2 separate regions of the Homo sapiens genome follow, and region 1 is linked to region 2. Evidence: read pairs that join two places in POLR2A ChIA-PET (ENCODE). Cell type or tissue: OCI-LY7. All regions are shown on one strand. Each heading gives the region's core, and the rest is flanking DNA. Links, peaks and the distances in the headings are about the cores only. Region 1 overlaps KLHL8 (kelch like family member 8). Region 2 has its middle 17 kb from the start of C4orf36.

Region 1 (8,339 bases), core at 122-8,121, 290 kb before region 2:
CTGCCTTTAATTGGAAGTGGTTAGTCTATTTATATTTAATGTGATTATTGATATTGTTGAGTTTAAATCAACCATCTTACTCAGGGATCAGCAAACTATGAGCTTGGGGATTAAATCACACTCACCAAGTGTTTTTTCTTATTTTATTTTATTAGACACAGTCTCATTCTGTTGTCCAGGCTGGAGTGCAGTGGTGTGATCTCAGCTCACTGCAACCTCCGCCTCCCGGGTTCAAGTGATTCTTGTGCCTCAGCCTCCCAAGCAGCTGGAGTTACAGGTGCATGCCACCATGCCTGGCTGGTTTTTGTATTTTTTAGTAGAGACGGGGTTTTGCCATGTTGGCCAGGCTGGTCTCGAACTCCTGACCTCAGGTGAGCCACCCACCTTGGTCTCCCAAAGTGCTGGGATTATAGGCATGAGCCACTGCACCGGGCCACTAAGTGGTTTTTTTTTTTTTTTAATAATTAAAGTTGTATTGGAACATGGCTTTATTTATTTATTTATTTATTTATTTATTTACTATTGTCTGTGACTGCTTTTGTGTTACAATGACAGAGTTCAGTAGTTGTGATAGAGACCCATATGGCCCACAAAGCCAAAAATATCTACTCTGTGGCCCTTTACAGAAAAAGTTTTTAAGCCCTGATTATGCTATTTGTTTTCTATTTGTCCCATCTGTTTTTTGTTGATTTTGCAGCAGGAATGTGAATTTAAGAGAGATATTACAGTGGCTGGTGCCTGTTAGAATATCTATAGATGCTTTCCTCAGATAAAATTTTAGACCTGACAGAAGGTGTCTATATTCATTTTTTATTGTGTGTAACAAATTACCACAATTTAGTGGCTTAAAATAACATGCATTTATTATCTCACAGTTTCCGTGCATCAGGAGTTTGGGCACAGTGTAGTTGAGTCCTTTGCTTAGGATCTCATAAGGCTGCAATAAAGCTATTGGCCAGGCTGTATTATGTAGAGGCTCAATTATGAAGAAATCTGCTTCCACACTTATTCAGGTCATTGGCAGAATTCATTTCCTTGGAGCTGTATGACTGAGGGCCTGGCTTTTTATTGACTGTCAGGTGAAAGCCTCTCTCAGGTCCTAGGGATTGCCTATAGTTTCCCTGCTACATGACTGTCTCCATGGTGGTTTGCTTTTCAAGGCCTGCAGGAAAGCTTCTTACTCCAGTCTGCTCATACTGTATTCTATAATGTAACATAATCAAGAGAGTGGCATCTCATCACTTTCCCACATTCCGTCAATTAGAAGCAAGTCACAGGTTCTTCCTGCATGCAAGGGGATTATATGAAGACATGACTCATTAAGGATCACTGTCATGTATGTCTGCCACAGAAACCATAAGAAGGCATTAATAACTGTAATCTATAACCTTACATTAACCATTGATTTCTGTCAAAAGCTGGAAATGATGAGATTAACAATAAAGAACCTAATGTAGCTAAAGTTCTGGTTAGAATATTTAGAGTTTTCTGAAACTACATAATAAGCAGAGCTTTCCACTCTAATAATACCAATATTTTAAACAAGCACTTGTAAATTCATTATTGTATTTGATGTATTTCTCAGGATAGTGCCATGAGGTAGATAGGTATCCCTGTTTATAGATGAAGAAACTGAGGATTAGTAAAGCCTCAGTTTTACAAATTACACAGCCTCAAAAAAAATTACACAGCCAGTAAGTGATGGAATAGGTGTTTCATTAGTAACTTAAAATCTCTGTTTCTGTCACCAAAGTAGAATTGTAGCATAGAATTATGGATGGTGTGGATATTCATCAAATATGCTTTGATGATGAGGAAAGTTTGATTTTATATGTAAATACTAATAAGTTCTATGTGAAAATGCAAATAAAATGAGATCTTTTTAAGAGTGCAGCATTTCGTATGTTTGGCAGTAAAATATTTTTAATCCTCAAAATATTTCCTTAAGTGGTATCTCTATTTTACAGAAGAGATCGAGGTCTAAGCAGGTTGTCATTTGCTCAAGCTCATACAGTTGGTATGTGGTAGAACCATAGTCTGACTTCAGAATCTAGGATGAACCTAATTCAATCAAAATATCCTTCTGTTTTGGCATTGCATTACTAAATTGTATAGCTGGAAGGCAGCTATACTAGTGTTTTACTGTATATCTCTATTCCAGTAATTTCATCTCTACTTAATTGTTATCATCTGTTAAGTGGGATTGTTTATCTGCACTTGATAGTAAAATACGGTCTACTTAGGCTTGGATGAAAAAATCTTTAGTGAACTTTACCTATCATCTATAGGATCATGTTGTTCTGCTAAAAAAAAAAAAACTCCCAGTTAAGCCTCAAAACTTAAGATTTTTAGTTCATGGCCACGTATGATGGTTCAAGCATGTAATCCCAGCACTTTGAGAGGCCTAGGTGGGTAGATTGCATGAGCCCAGGAGTTTGAGACCAGCATGGGGAACATGGAGAAACCCCATCTCTAAAATAAAAATTAAAAAATAGAAAAATTTTAGTTCATGGCCTTTCTCTTTGAAGATAGCATATTACACATCTCAAAAGTCATGTGCTCAAGTCAGTTGTTCTTGTTGGATTTTAAAGGAGTTCCTTTATTGATATAAAATAATTAGCAAAAGTGAATTATGTGTTATTTAGCATAAAAACAAAGTTTTTGTTCTTTTATAAATATGATTGATATAGTTATTTTGCATATATAGTATTAACAAATTATAGTTAACAATAATTTTTTTCTTTTCGTTTGTCTCTACCTGTTTTATTGTTGATTTTTCAGTCACAGCAAACTGTACAATGGCAGTTGAGTGGGTTTTGAAAAACGTCTGAATTGTAGTGTCTACATCTACCTTCTGCCTTCTCTCTACCCTTTGAAAAAAAATAAATGGCATGTTTGAGAAGAGAGCTCTATTAAAAGAGGAATATTGCAAATGGCTTCAGATTCTATGAGTAGTAAACAAGCTAGGAATCACATTACAAAGGGGAAAAGGCAACAACAGCACCAGCAAATAAAGAACAGATCCTCAATTAGTGATGGTGATGGAGAAGATTCCTTTATTTTTGAAGCAAATGAAGCTTGGAAAGATTTTCATGGTTCTCTTCTTCGATTTTATGAAAATGGAGAACTCTGTGATGTCACACTCAAGGTGAGATTGCCTTTTTTGTACTTTTCTCAGGCCTCTTCAGTGTAATATGAGAAATGGGGGTTTCTGTAACCATACAAGGCAAATTTTGTTGCTATACATATTTGATACAGTCAGAATGCTTTTAGTCTCAATCTTTTTTTTTAGTGTAGGAGAAAGGACATAGAGGGTAAATGAAGAGAAGTTAGCATAAGATAAAATTATTGTACTAATTTAATGTTGATATTCATTATCTCTTAGTTAACTTCTGAGAGTTCTGAAACCCTAGAACAACAAATATTATTAGTGAAATTAATAAATTGCTGTTGACCAGATAAGCTTTTCACTTGTGAATTTAAATATCTTGATGTATTTGCTTACTCTGAATACAGAAGTAAGTTAGAAGTCAGGAATTTTGGATTGTTTACTCAGCTATACTAGTGTTTTACTGTATATCTCTATTCCAGTAATTTAATCTCTACTTCATTGTTACCATCTGTTAAGTGGGATTGTTTATCTACACCTGATAGTGAAATATAATCTACTTAGCCTTGGATGAAAAAGTCCTCAGTGAACTTTGCTCATCATCTGTAGGATCATGTTGTTCTCCTAAAAGCAACCAGTTTTAATAAAATTGGAAAAGTGATAAAGCAGTATGGAAAAGCCTTTGTTGATTGTTTCTCATTACACATTTAAAGTACTTTCTTCTTATCTCTCAGTGAAATATTAAAATTTTTTGGTGAACTCTTGGGCTTAAGCAGTCCTCCTGCCACAGCCGCCTGAGCAGCTGGGACTAGATGCATGCACCACCGTGCCTGACTAATTTAAAACATTTTTTTTGTAGAGATGGGGTCTTGCTATGTTGCCCAGGCTGGTCTCAAACTCGGGCTCAAATGATCCTACTGCCTTGGGCCTCCCAAAAAGCTGGGATTATAACTGTGAGCCACTGTGCTAATGATAGATAATTATTTCTCATAGTTCTGAAGGTTGGGAAGTCTAAAATCAAGGTACCAGCAAGTTTGGTGTCTGGTGAGGGCTGCCCTCTCTGTTTCTCAGATTTTGCTTGTTACAGCATCCTCCAGAGGGGATGAACACTGTGTCCTCACATGGAAGGCAGAAGGACAAAATGGGCCTAAGCTAGTTCCCTCCAGTCCTCTCTTAAGGCACTAATCCATTCATGAGCACAGAGCCCTTATGATTTCATCATTTCCCAAAGGTTCCCCCTCTTAATATTAGCACAGTGGGGATTAAGTTTCAACACATGATTTTGGAGGACATTTAGAAGATAGCACAGATGTAATTTAATAGAAGAGAAAAATAATAATGGCGAAAGTGATCCTATAGTTAACACTTAAGCATTCTATATTAAGAAATTTTAAGATTCTGTGTTTAAGGAAGATCACCTTTACTTCATCCATTCCGCTAGTAAATCAGTATTTTAATCTTTTTCATGTTTCTCAGAAAGGGGTATAATCATGTGCCACATAAGGACATTTTGGTCAACGATGGACCCCATATACAGTGGTGGTCCCATAAGATTAGAATGGAGCTGAAAAATTCCTATCACTTAGTAATGTTGTAGCTATCATAATGTCCTAGCACAGTGCTTTACTCACATGCTTGTGGTGATGCTGGTGTAAACAAACTTACCTCATTGCCAGTTGTATAAAAGGTATAACACATGGTTATATATAGTGCCTAATACCTATTCATGCTAATAAATGATTATGTTACAGGCTTATGTATTTACTCTACTTCTTATTGTTTTTGTAGAGTGTACTCTTGCTACTTCTAAAGAAGAAACATTACATAAAAAAAGAAAAAAATTGCAGAAAGTTGATTCTTAATAAAAACAAGAAAAGAAAAAACGTTAACTGTAAAAACAGCCTTAGGCAGGTCCTTCAGAAGGTATTCAAGAGGAAGGCATTGTTACTATAGGAGATGACAGCTCCATGTGTCCTCTCCTTTCCAGTAGGACAGGATCTGGAGGCGGAAGACAGTGATATGGATGATCCTGACTTGATATAGATGCAGGCTACTGTCTGAGTTTGTGTCTTAGTTTTTAACAAAAAAGTTTAAAAAGTAAAAGAAAAAAATTTTAAGTAGAAAAAAGTTTTTGGAATAAGCATATAAAAACATTTTTGTAGAGCTGTGCAATGTGTGTGTTTTAGGCTAAGTGTTATTACAAGAGTCAAAAAGTTTTAAAAAATTGAAGTTTATGGAAAAAGTCACAGTAAGCTAAGGTTAATTATGAAAGAAAGAAAAATATTTTTTTTAATTTAGTGTAGCATAAGTGTACAGTGTTTATAAAGTCTACAGTAGTGTACAATAAAGTCCTAGGCTTTCCCATTCACTCACCACTCAGTAATTCACCCCGAGCCACTTCAGGCCCTGCAGCTCCATTCATAGCAAATACCTTATACGGGTGTACTTTAAAAAAAATACCTTATACTGTATTTTTACTGTACCTTTCCTATGTTTATATGTTTAGATATGCAGATAGTTACCATTCTGTTTCAGTTGCCTACAGTGTGCAGTACAGTAATAAGCCATGCAGGTTTGTAGTCTGAGAGCAACAGGCTGTACCATATAGCCCAGGTATGTAATAGGCTATACCATCTAGATTTGTGTAAGTACATTCTGTGATATTTGCACAATGATAAAATCACCTGACACATTTCTCAGAATGTATCCCCATCCTTCAATGACACATGACTGTATTAGAACTGCTTACTACAGCCTACGTGTGTAGTATAAGCTACGTACATAGGCTATATGGTATAGCTTGTTGTTGCTGGGATATAAGCCTGCGTAGCCTATTACCATACTGAAAACTGTATGCAGTTGTAACACAATGGTATTTATCTAAACATATCTAAACAGAAAAGGTACAGTAAAAAGTAGGCAAAGGACATGAACATATACTTCTCAAAAGAAGACCCACAAGTGGCCAACAAATACATGAAAAAATAACTCATCATCACCAGTCATTAGAAGAATGCAAACCAGAACCACAAAGAGATACCATCTCACATCAGTCAGAATGGCTTTTGTTAAAAAGTCAAAAAATAACAGATGTTGGCAAGGCTGTGGAGAGAAGGGAACACTTATACACTGTTGGTGGGAATGTAGATTAGTTCAGCCACTGTGGAGAGCAGTTTGGATACTTCTCAAAGAACTGAGACTTGAACTACCATTCAACCCAGCAATCCTCCTAGTGGGTATATACCCAGAGGAAAATAAATCATTCTATCAAAAAGACACATATACCCGCATGTTCATTGCAGTGCTATTCACAAATAGCAAAGATATGGAATCAGCCCAGGTGCCCATCAGTGGTGGATTGGATATGGAAAATGTGTTATATATACACTGTGGAATACTACACAACCATAGAAAAGAATGAAATCATGTTATTTGCAGCAACATACACGCAGCTGGAAACCATTATCCTAAGTGAACTAATAAAGAAGCAGAAAACCAAATACCACTTGTTCCCACTTGTAAGTGGGAACTAAATATTGAGTAAACATGGTCATGAAAATGGGAAAAATAGTGGTGGATACAATATGGGGGAAGGAGGGAAGGCGGTGGGGGTATGAATTGAAATAAACTGTTTATTTTATGTTGTGTATTATGCTCACTACCTGGGTTATAGATTCATTTATACACCAAACCTCAGCATGATGCAATATATCTATGCAACAGACCTACACATGCACCCCTAATTCTAAAGTAAAAGTTGAAAAAAGCAAAATATGTATATATATTTACAATAAAAGAAAAATATAAATTTAAAATAAAAATAAAACTGTAAGAATGAAGGAATAGTAAATTATTTTTTACTTTATAAGGGGAAAGGATTATAGGCTTATTTTATTATTTTGAGACAAGGTCTTGCTCTGTCACCCAGGCTGGAGTACAGTGATGCAGTCATGGGTCATGGCAACCTCCACCTCCTGGACCCAAACCCTACTCCACCCCCTGAGTAGCTGAGACTACAGGTGCACACCATCACACCCAGTTAATTTTTGCACTTTTTGTAGAGAGGGGGTTTGGCCATGTTGCCCAGGCTGGTCTTGAACTCCTGGACTCAAGCGATCTGTCTGCCTCAGCCTCCCAAACTGCTGGGATTACAGGCATGAGCCACCATGCCTGGCCTCTAGTAATTTAAAAAATATTTCCCTTTACATACAGCTTTTAAGAAGCACAATGTTATTTTATTTGTATATTATATATACACTCTTCACTATTCATTTTAAATACAAAGCAGATCTTGAGATATGTAGAAACCTAAGCCATCTTTAAAGTTGAGGATGTTCTTATTTATAAAGGTTTTCCTTTACATTCTGATTTCACTATTTTTGTAATTATAACTAAACTGTGATTTGTTATAACTCATGATCACAAATTGAGCATGTATCTGTACCTCATTAAAATTGTATTTAGACATTAAAAAGAAAAAGAAAAAGAGGCCACAGATAGCTGCTCTGTGCCTTCCACCATCTGAAGACACAAAGAAGAGTTGGCATCAGTGAACTTAGAGCAAGTCCTTACCAGACATGGATTTGCCAGTGCCTTGATCTTGAACTTTCTAGTCTCAAGAACTATGAGAAATAAATTATGTTGTTTATCAGCCACCCAGTGATAGTTTGTTATAGCAGCCTGAATAGACTAAACAGTAAGCTTTTTTTTTTTTTTTTAAAGACAGAGTCTCACTCTGTCACCCAGGCTGGAGTGCAATGGCACGATCTTGGCTCACTGCAACCTCTGCCTCCCGGGTTCAAGCGATTCTTCCACGTCAGCCCCCCGAGTAGCTGGGATTATAGGCACCCACCATCATGCTCAGCTAATTTTTGTATTTTTATAGAGATGGGGTTTCACCATGTTGGCCAGGCTGGTCTTGAACTCCTGACCTCAGGTGATCCGCCTACCTTGGCCTCCCAAAGTGCTGGGATTACAGGCATGAGCCACTGCCCCTGGCCAGTAGGTTATTTTTTATTTTGAAGTATCAAGATTATTATTACCTACAAAGTTATGCAACTGTATATCCACTATAATAGTATTTACAGTAATCAAAAAGTCATAATGTAAATGTCAAAACAACATTGAAATAGTAATGAATAATATACATGTAGAGTAAAAGATATTAAAGAAGATGCTTGCATAAGTTGCTAATGATGAATGTTAAAGTATATTAGAGTAGAAGGGCATT
Region 2 (8,339 bases), core at 319-8,318:
TGAGCTTCCGCCATCCAGCACAACAAACTGTGGAAGATCACAGCTGTGCTGTGGCACGATGGCAAGGAAGCCAGCCCCAAGGAAACACTGAGAACATATATCACGCCAATACCATGTGGTTTTGTTTGAATATAAAATTGGTTAAAGTGTTGGTTTTTTAAAAGCAGTACTTTTTTTTTTTTATTGCGACTTCATTCCATTTTTGACCAAAGCTTCTTTAAGCAGTTTATTATGGAAAATTGTGACACTAACTTAAAAGACAGTGTGAGGGAGATATGTAAATTGCCCAGTGGAAAATTAAATTAAAAACTGAATGTGGTTTTGAAAAAAAAAAAAGAAAAGCGAAAACTAGAATGAACCTTGTGGATGGATTAGAATTGGAAGCACTGGAGTGACCTAATGGTCTTTAATATATTAAGATAGATATAAATGTAAACATGTGTACACACATTTACATATATGTTTTCATGTCCATATTCATACACATTTATATGTATACACTCATATACATATCTATATGCTCATGTGTGTGTGTATACATGCACAAACACATGCATTGGTTAGTTCAATCCCCTGAAAGGACCTGGGAGTATTGACATCTCAATAGCAATAGCAAAACCATACCGAAATATTGCTTTCTAAATACCATTTTGAGAGCAGGCAGAGCAGTTGGCTCATGGATATATAGGCAGGCATTGACTATCAGGAGACCTATTAATTCCAGGGAGGCAGAAGGTGCAGCTACTTACAGTAAGAACACAGGAACTTGTAGTGATTCAAGGACCAAGCTTTGGGTCCAGACTAAAAGAGGGTTTGATCCCAGTTTTGGATTTACTAGCTAAATGATGTATGGGCAATAGGTTCCTTAACATTTTTGAGTCTCAGTTTCTCCAAATGGGATATTATAAGAATAAAAAGAGACAATCGGCTGGGCACAGTGGCTCATGACTGTAATTCCGACACTTTGGGAGGCCGAGGCAGGAGGATCACTTGAGGCCAGGAGTTTAAGACCAGCCTGGGCAATGTAGTGAGACTCTGTTTTGTTTGTTTGTTTGTTTTTGTTTTTTTAAATGGCTGAGTGCAGTGGCTCACGCCTGTAATCCCAGCACTTTGGGAGGCTGAGGTGGGTGGATCACCTGCGGTCAGGAGTTCGAGGCCAGCCTGACCAACATGGAGAAACTTCGTCTCTACTAAAAATACAAAACAAACAAACAAAAAATTATCTGGGTGTGGTGGCACATGCCTGTAATCCCAGCTACTTGGGAGGCTGAGGCAGGAGAATCACTTGAACCCAGGAGGCAGAGGTTGCAGTGAGCCAAGATCACGCCATTGCACTCCAGCCTGGGCAACAAAAAGCAAAACTCCGTCTCAAAAAAACATTTTTTTTTTCTAAATAGCCAGGCATGATAGTGCATGCCTGTGGTCCCAGCTGCTTGGAAGGCTGAGGTGGGAGGATCACTTGAGCCCAGAAGGTTAAGGCTGCAGTGAGCCATGATTGTGCCACTGCACTCCAGCCTGGGCACAGAGCAAAACCCTGTCTCTAAAAAAGAAAAGAGAGAGACAGAGAGACAGACAGACAGACAAAGAATGTAAGTAAATATCTGGCATGTTGTGAGCACTCAGTATTCTCACCTGGAACACCAGGAAGGCATGCTGCAGCAGCAAAACTCATCAAAGAAATAAGAAAAAACCCTCAGCAAGCTTTCCAAAATCTTCATCTGAGCTCAGAAGGCCAGAGACTTGGTAGAGTTCCAGGGGATTTCCAGTCCCATATACCAGCCATGAAATTAAGATGCAGCCCTTTTATGTTAATTAAGCCTAGTAATACAATTTGAGGTAGCAGATCTGTCTGATCTGTGTGTTGGATATTCCCAAGAGTGGGGGTGTAGGATGAGAGGAATTATGCCAATCTGATTTTATTCCACAAAACTAATAAGCAGGGGAAATTCCTATGAAAAGGCTGGGATCTCACCACTGTTCAAAAAAGAGCCAGTGTAAGTCTCCTCCATCCCGGACAGTGCTTACATCCAACCTGTCACCAAGCCTTCTGCCTCCACTTCCCCACAGCTGTTCTGTTTCTCTGCATTTCAAAGGACATACCTTGGTTTCAGCCCTCAATTCTGACTTGGTTATTTCATGCAAAACTTTTTTTCTTTTTTGTTTTTGAGATGGAGTCTCACTCTGTCGCCAGGCTGGAGTGCAGTGGCATGATCTTGGCCCACTACAACTTCTGCCTCCCAGGTTCAAGCAATCCTCCTGCCTCAGCCCCCTGAGTAGCTGGGACTACAGGTGCAAGCCACCACGCTCAGCTATTTTTTTTTTTTAGCTATTTTTTTTGTATCTTTAGTACAGCAGGGGTTTCACCATGTTGGCCAGGATGGTCTTGATCTCTTGACCTCGTGATCCACCCGCCTCGGCCTCCCGAAGTGCTGGGATTACAGACATGAGCCACTGTGCCCGGCCTCATGCAAAACTTTCTAACTTGACTTCCTGCCCCTAGCTTTTATGTCCTCTAAACCATTCTCCGTCTTGCCATGGACCGATTTCCCTTTTTCTAAGCATAAATCTGGTTATGCCACAGCACACTGACTCCTCAAATCCTGTTTCTTCCAGGATCAACTTCACACTTCTTAGATGGCATTCGATGACCTCCTAACAAATAATCTGCTACAACCAATAGAGGTCAGTCACACCCTGTCCCTTGGGATGATATTTTCACATTTCTACCTAAGCACTTTCCCTAGGTCTTCCTTCTTTCTCCGTTTTGCAAAAGATTGTTACTTTTTATATTCTGCCATTAAAAACATTTTAATTTTTTAATTTTTAATTTTTTTTGAGACAGAGTCTTGCGCTGTTGCCCAGGATGGAGTGCAATGGTGCGATCTCAGCTCACTGCAAACTCCACCTCCCGGGTTCAAGTGATTCTCCTGCCTCAGCCTCCTGAGTAGCTGGGATTACAGGTGCAAGCCACCACACCTGGCTAATTTTGTGTTGTTAGTAGAGACGCAAACTCCTGGTCTCAAGTGATCTGCCCGCCTTGGCCTCCGAAAGTGCTGGGATTACAGGCATGAGGAACCACACCCAGCTTCATCTTGTGTTTTGAAGAACAGAAAAATTCAGCTTGCAGGCAGAAGGGGCAAGTGCACAGAGAGAAGCAGAAATGAAATGCAGTGGGGTGCTCCTTCTACTTCTTTATTTCAGTCTCTGCCTGAGGGCTGGCTGCATTCCTGTGCTTGTGTCCAATGAGATAAGCCAGTATCTTTATTATAAATCCCACTTTCAGTTTAAATTAGTTCCCTAGAAGTTCCGCTATTTTTAACCAAATAACCTTTTTTTTTTTTTTTTTTTTTTTTAAGTCTTCCTCTGTTGCCCAGGCACCTGGCTCCAAATCACCTTAATTTAAGGAATTACGCTCAATCTTTCTGGGCGAAGAGCTTGTGACTTTATCATGTGGCTCAGTGTATCGCTAGGTTTTATTTACTGTAAGTCTTGCAGAGAATCTGGCACAGTTGGGCAGGGGATTTGAGGTGTTGTAAGCAAGGACTGATAGAAGGGTGTGTAGTTGGTTCATACAGAGTTTAGTAGGATGTTTCACTTTCACGAGGCTTATAGTAAGCATTAATAAATATTTGAACAGAGGAGTATTCCATACCTCATAAATCTAAATCTGATAAAAAATTAGAATTTAAAGTGATTGTTAATAGCTATCGTGTCGCACTGAGATATAGAAATTCAGTGATCATCCTTAATTGTTGCGCCTGTGGTCACTGTATTGGGTATCAGCCATATATTTATTTACCAGCTGACTTCTACCTTCCTGCAGCCGGTTTGCTGTTTGTTATGTAGGAAAATTCTAGTGCTGACACAGGAGACCACTCAAAGAAGCTTTTGAGAAGTTGCAAACGGCTTGGGACCTGAACAAGCACTTTTGCTTAGAATCTTTACTTTGATTTTGACACCTTCAGCCAAGTGTTGGTGTCTTGAGAATTCTCTTTCATCACTTCTTGACCCAGCTCCTCATATGTAATGGTGTTAGCTTGGCTAAGTTGGAACTATAGTTCCCAGAATCCCCTTCCCTGAATAATTTGTGTTAAAAGTTAGAAAAAGAGGAGCCTGCATGAGATATGGGTCATGGGAGATAGATGTGAACCAGCAGCCATTCTATGGGAGAAGGACACAGAGAGATTGGCATATCCCAACTTGTCCCACTCCCCACCACATTGAGAGACAGGTAAAGGTGGGGGTGAGTTCCATATGTCCTTGCTGTCTGCTCCACACCAAGTACAAGCACTTCCTCCCAAGTACAAGCCCTGATCACTAAGAGGGATCCCGCTGAGTTTCCACTTGGACAGCTGGAAGCCTGGCTTCTCACACTGGAACTTGCCCACCTGTGCCAGGAGGGCTGGTTAGTGACTTTTCTTTGATCTTCCGACGTCTGAGAATTCAGACCCTGAATTCTCCAGATTCTACAACAATAGTGGGTAGTAGTCATGTCTTGTTTGCTATCCCAGAAGTTATCACAGCTTCTAGCATATAATTAATTCTCAATAAACATTTACTAAATAAATGATCTTCAGGAGGGAGGGAGGGAGAGAGAGAGAGTAAGGTTGAGGAGGGGGAGGGAGGGGGAGAGAGAGAGAGAGAGAGTGTAAGTGTACTTCTCTTATTGAAGTGGCCCAGATGGTGGAAATTCTCTTCTGCACACTTTTGGCTAAGAGGAAAAGGTGCTTTCCAATCTCATATTACTTACTTTTAAAAATAATTCCACAAGGCACATTCCAAAAAAAAAAAAAAGACACTGTTGAAATAGAGAAACGAAAGTAGCTTGCTTGCTTAAGATCCCAGGGCAAGAGAGGAAGTAAACCAAAATAGAACTTGTAGTTACGTTTTCCTTAAGTATAACTCAAATCTACTCAGCAGTTCACTCAATTTTATCTCCCTCCCTTTATCAAACCCACTTTCTTTCATCATCACTTCTTCTGCCCCTACCCATAAACACACATATATGCTCATCCAAACACCAGCAACGTGTGTGTGTGTGTGTGTGTGTGTGTGTGTGTGTGTGTGTGTGTGTGTGTATGTTGAAAGTATAGTTCTCCAAAGGGGAATACATTCAAAACAATTCAACAGATACTTATTGAGCATCTATGTGTAAGAAAAATTGTGCTCTCTGCAGGCAAAGCAAGGATGAGTAGGGAGCAAATGTGTTGTGGCCCTCCCACTGGAGAAACTTTATACAAATTATTTGATGTGACACCATTTCTTTTTTTCTCTTTTTTTTTTTTTTCTGAGGCACAGTCACCCAGGCTGGAGTGCAGTGGCATGATCTCGGCTCACTGCAACCTCTGCTCCTCGGGTCAAGCAATTCTCCTGCCTCAGCCTCCTGAGCAGCTGGGATTACAGGCGTGCGCTACCATGCCTGGCTAATTTTTTGTATTTTTAGGATAGATGGGGTTTTGTCATGTTGGTCTCGAACTCCTGGCCTCAAGTGATCCACCCGCCTTGGCCTCCCAAAGTGCTAGGATTACAGGTGTGAGGCACCACACCTGGCCTGATGTGATACCATTCTTGGTTATTACCAAACTCCTGTCCTTAAACAGTGCCCTGTCTCTTTTTCATTCCTCCCTTGAGTCTTTGTGTTGTGTTTCCTCATGAAAATACCCCCAAAGTAGCTTAATGAGATTTAGCAGAAACAGATCTTCCAGGTCATGGCCCATTCAAGACAACATTTTTTTCAACTTCTATTTTAAGTTCAGGGGTTCATGTGTAGGATGTGAAGGTTTGTTACATGTGTCATGGGGGTTTGGTACACAGATTATTTCATCACCCTGCTATTAAGCCTAGTATCCATTATATCTAGTTATAATATTTTTCCTGATCCCCTCCCTCCTCTCCAAGAGAACATTTTATTATTCCCTAGGCAGGTGGTTCTTAACATTTGCCAGTAAACTTTTAACTGGGAAGCCTCTTTAAAATGCAGAATCCTGGGCTCCACTCCCTATCGCCCTTTTCCCTACTAAAATTCAGGATGTCTAGGAAATTTGTATTTTTCACAAGACTCTAAGTGATCATCTCACACCAGTGGTCTCTGGGCCACTCTTGGAGAAATGTCTAAAAACATCTGACAGAGAATCACCTTAAACACTTACTTGTAAAAAGCTGATTCTTTTTTTAAATTTTTATTTTAATATTTATTTATTTATTTTTGAGATGGAGTCTTGCTCTGTCACCAAGGCAGGAGTGCAGTGGTGCAATCTTGGCTCACTGCAACCTCCGCCCCCTGGGTTCAAGCAATTCTCCTGCCTCAGCCTCCCTAGTAGTTGGGATTACAGGTGTGCACTACCATGCCTGGCTAATTTTTGTATTTTTAGTAGAGATGGGGTTTTGCCATGTTGGCCAGGCTGGCCTCAAATTCCTGACCTCAAGTGATCTGCCTGCCTTGGCCTCCCAAAGTGCTGGGATTACAGGTGTGAGGCACCGTGCCCAGCCAATTCTTTTTTTTTTTTTTTTTTTTTTTTGAGACCGTCTTGCTGTGTTGCCCAGGCTGGAGTGTAGCGATGCGATCTCAACTCCCTGCAACCTTCACCTCCTCCCCAGTTCAAGCAATTCTCATGCCTCAGCCTCCCAAGAAGCTGGGATTACAGACATGCACCACCACACCCAGCTAATTTTTGTGTTTTTGGTAGAGATTAGGTTTTGCCATGTTGCCCAGGCTGGTCTCGAACTCCGGGCCTCAAGCAATCTGCCTGCCTTGGCCTCCCAAAATGCTGAGATTACAGGCCTAAGCCACCATGCCTGGCCTAAAAAGCTGATTCTTGATCCCTGGCCCATACTATCTGAATCCGAATATTTGAGGTCAGAGCCTGGTAATATGCATTTTAACGTCATTCCCCACTTAATTCTTATGGATTCCAGAGAGCTTCCTCTGAGAAGTATTGTTCAATCTACTCTACATTAAAGGCCATAAAAGCTCTCTGTAGAGAGAAATAGAAACATGCAGGGCCCTCCTCTTTAATAAACATTGATTTTAAAATCCTTCCTAATCATTAGAATTTGTTCCCAGTTTATTGCGGATCTGAGCATATCCCGGGAAATGGCTGAGTTCTGAAGGTCAGTGGCCCTTATGCCCTCTGAGGTAGTCAGGATTACTGATGGGCCCATCCCACCTAGCCCCGGTTTGCTGACTAATCATCTTCAGGTTCATCAAACAGGAATCAGAACCTCAGGGCCAGGAGCGGTGGCTCACGTGGGTAATCCCAGCACTTTGGGAAGCCAAGGTAGGTGGATAACTTGAGGTCAGGAGTTCAAGACTAGTCTGGCCAATATGGTGAAACCCTGTCTCTACTAAAAATACAAATAGAAAAGTCAGCTGGGCGTGATGGTGGGTGCCTGTAATCCCAGGTACTCGGGAGGCTGAGGCAGAATTGCTTGAACCTTGGAGACAGAGGTTGCAGTGAGCCAAGATTGTGCCATTGCACTCCAGCCTGGGCAACAGAGCGAGACTATGTCTCAAAAAAAAAGAAAAAAAAAAAAAAAGGACCTCAGAAGCCTAAGTGGTGTTCAGAACCATCTTCCTGGATAATGGGGACTGTGGTTTTTCTGGGGCCAACCTCAGATCACCACTTGTCTTCCCAACTCTACCCCAAAACTCTGTCTAACATTTCATACCAGATGCAAGGTTTCTTTTCTTCCTTGAGACAGGATCTTGCTCTGTCACCCAAGCTAGAGTGCAATGGTGCCATCATAGCTCTCTGCAGCCTTAATCTCTGGGGCTCAAGCAATCCTCCCACCTCAGCCTCCCAAGTACCTGGGACTACAGGCACGCAACTGCCACATCTGGCTATTTTATTTATTTATTTATTTATTTCGAGATGGAGTCTCTGTTGCCCAGGCTGGAGTGCAGTGGTGTGATCTCGGCTCACTGCAACTTCCACTTCCCGGGTTCAAGTGATTCTCCTGCCTCAGCTTCCTGAGTAGCAAGGACGACAGGCATGTGCCACCATGCCTAGCTACCTTTTTTTTTTTTTTGTATTTTTAGTAGAGACAGAATTTCACCATGTTGACCAGGCTGGTCTCAAACTCCTGACCTCAAATGATCCGCCTGCCTCGGCTTCCCAAAGTGCTGGGATTGCAGGCATGAGCCACTGTGCCCAGCCTAATTTTAAAATATTTTAGTAGAGACGGGGTCTCATTATGTTGCCTAGACTGGTCTCGAACTCCTGGGCTCAAGCCATCCGCCCACCTCAGCCTCTCAAAATGTTGGGATTACAGGCGTGAGTTACCGCAACCGCCCCTCATTTAGTCTTAATTACCTCCTTAAAGGCCTTATCTTCAAATAT

Evidence for each region. Peaks named below come from ENCODE experiments on the same cell type or tissue, not always from the same donor. Only the 100,000 strongest peaks of a DNase experiment are listed, where the experiment ranks them.
Region 1: POLR2A ChIA-PET joins it to region 2 with 5 read pairs; 2 of 35 experiments call an interaction of 5 or more read pairs at or near these places.

The regions. Positions count from the first base shown.
Region 1 is chr4:87,190,133-87,198,471 of GRCh38, reverse strand. It overlaps KLHL8 (kelch like family member 8), which reads left to right. Exons shown (of 10, transcript NM_020803.5): 2 at 2,782-3,148. The coding sequence starts at 2,933. Among named protein-coding and RNA genes, the nearest start is that of KLHL8, 26 kb to the left of the region's middle. In OCI-LY7, for the core only: no CTCF peak of the experiment used is centred there; no DNase peak of the experiment used is centred there.
Region 2 is chr4:86,904,908-86,913,246 of GRCh38, reverse strand. It overlaps a transcript of C4orf36 not described here and the pseudogene ARPC1AP4. Among named protein-coding and RNA genes, the nearest start is that of C4orf36, 17 kb to the right of the region's middle. In OCI-LY7, for the core only: a CTCF peak has its summit at 2,617; a DNase peak (open chromatin) is centred at 4,761; H3K4me3 peaks cover 606 bases.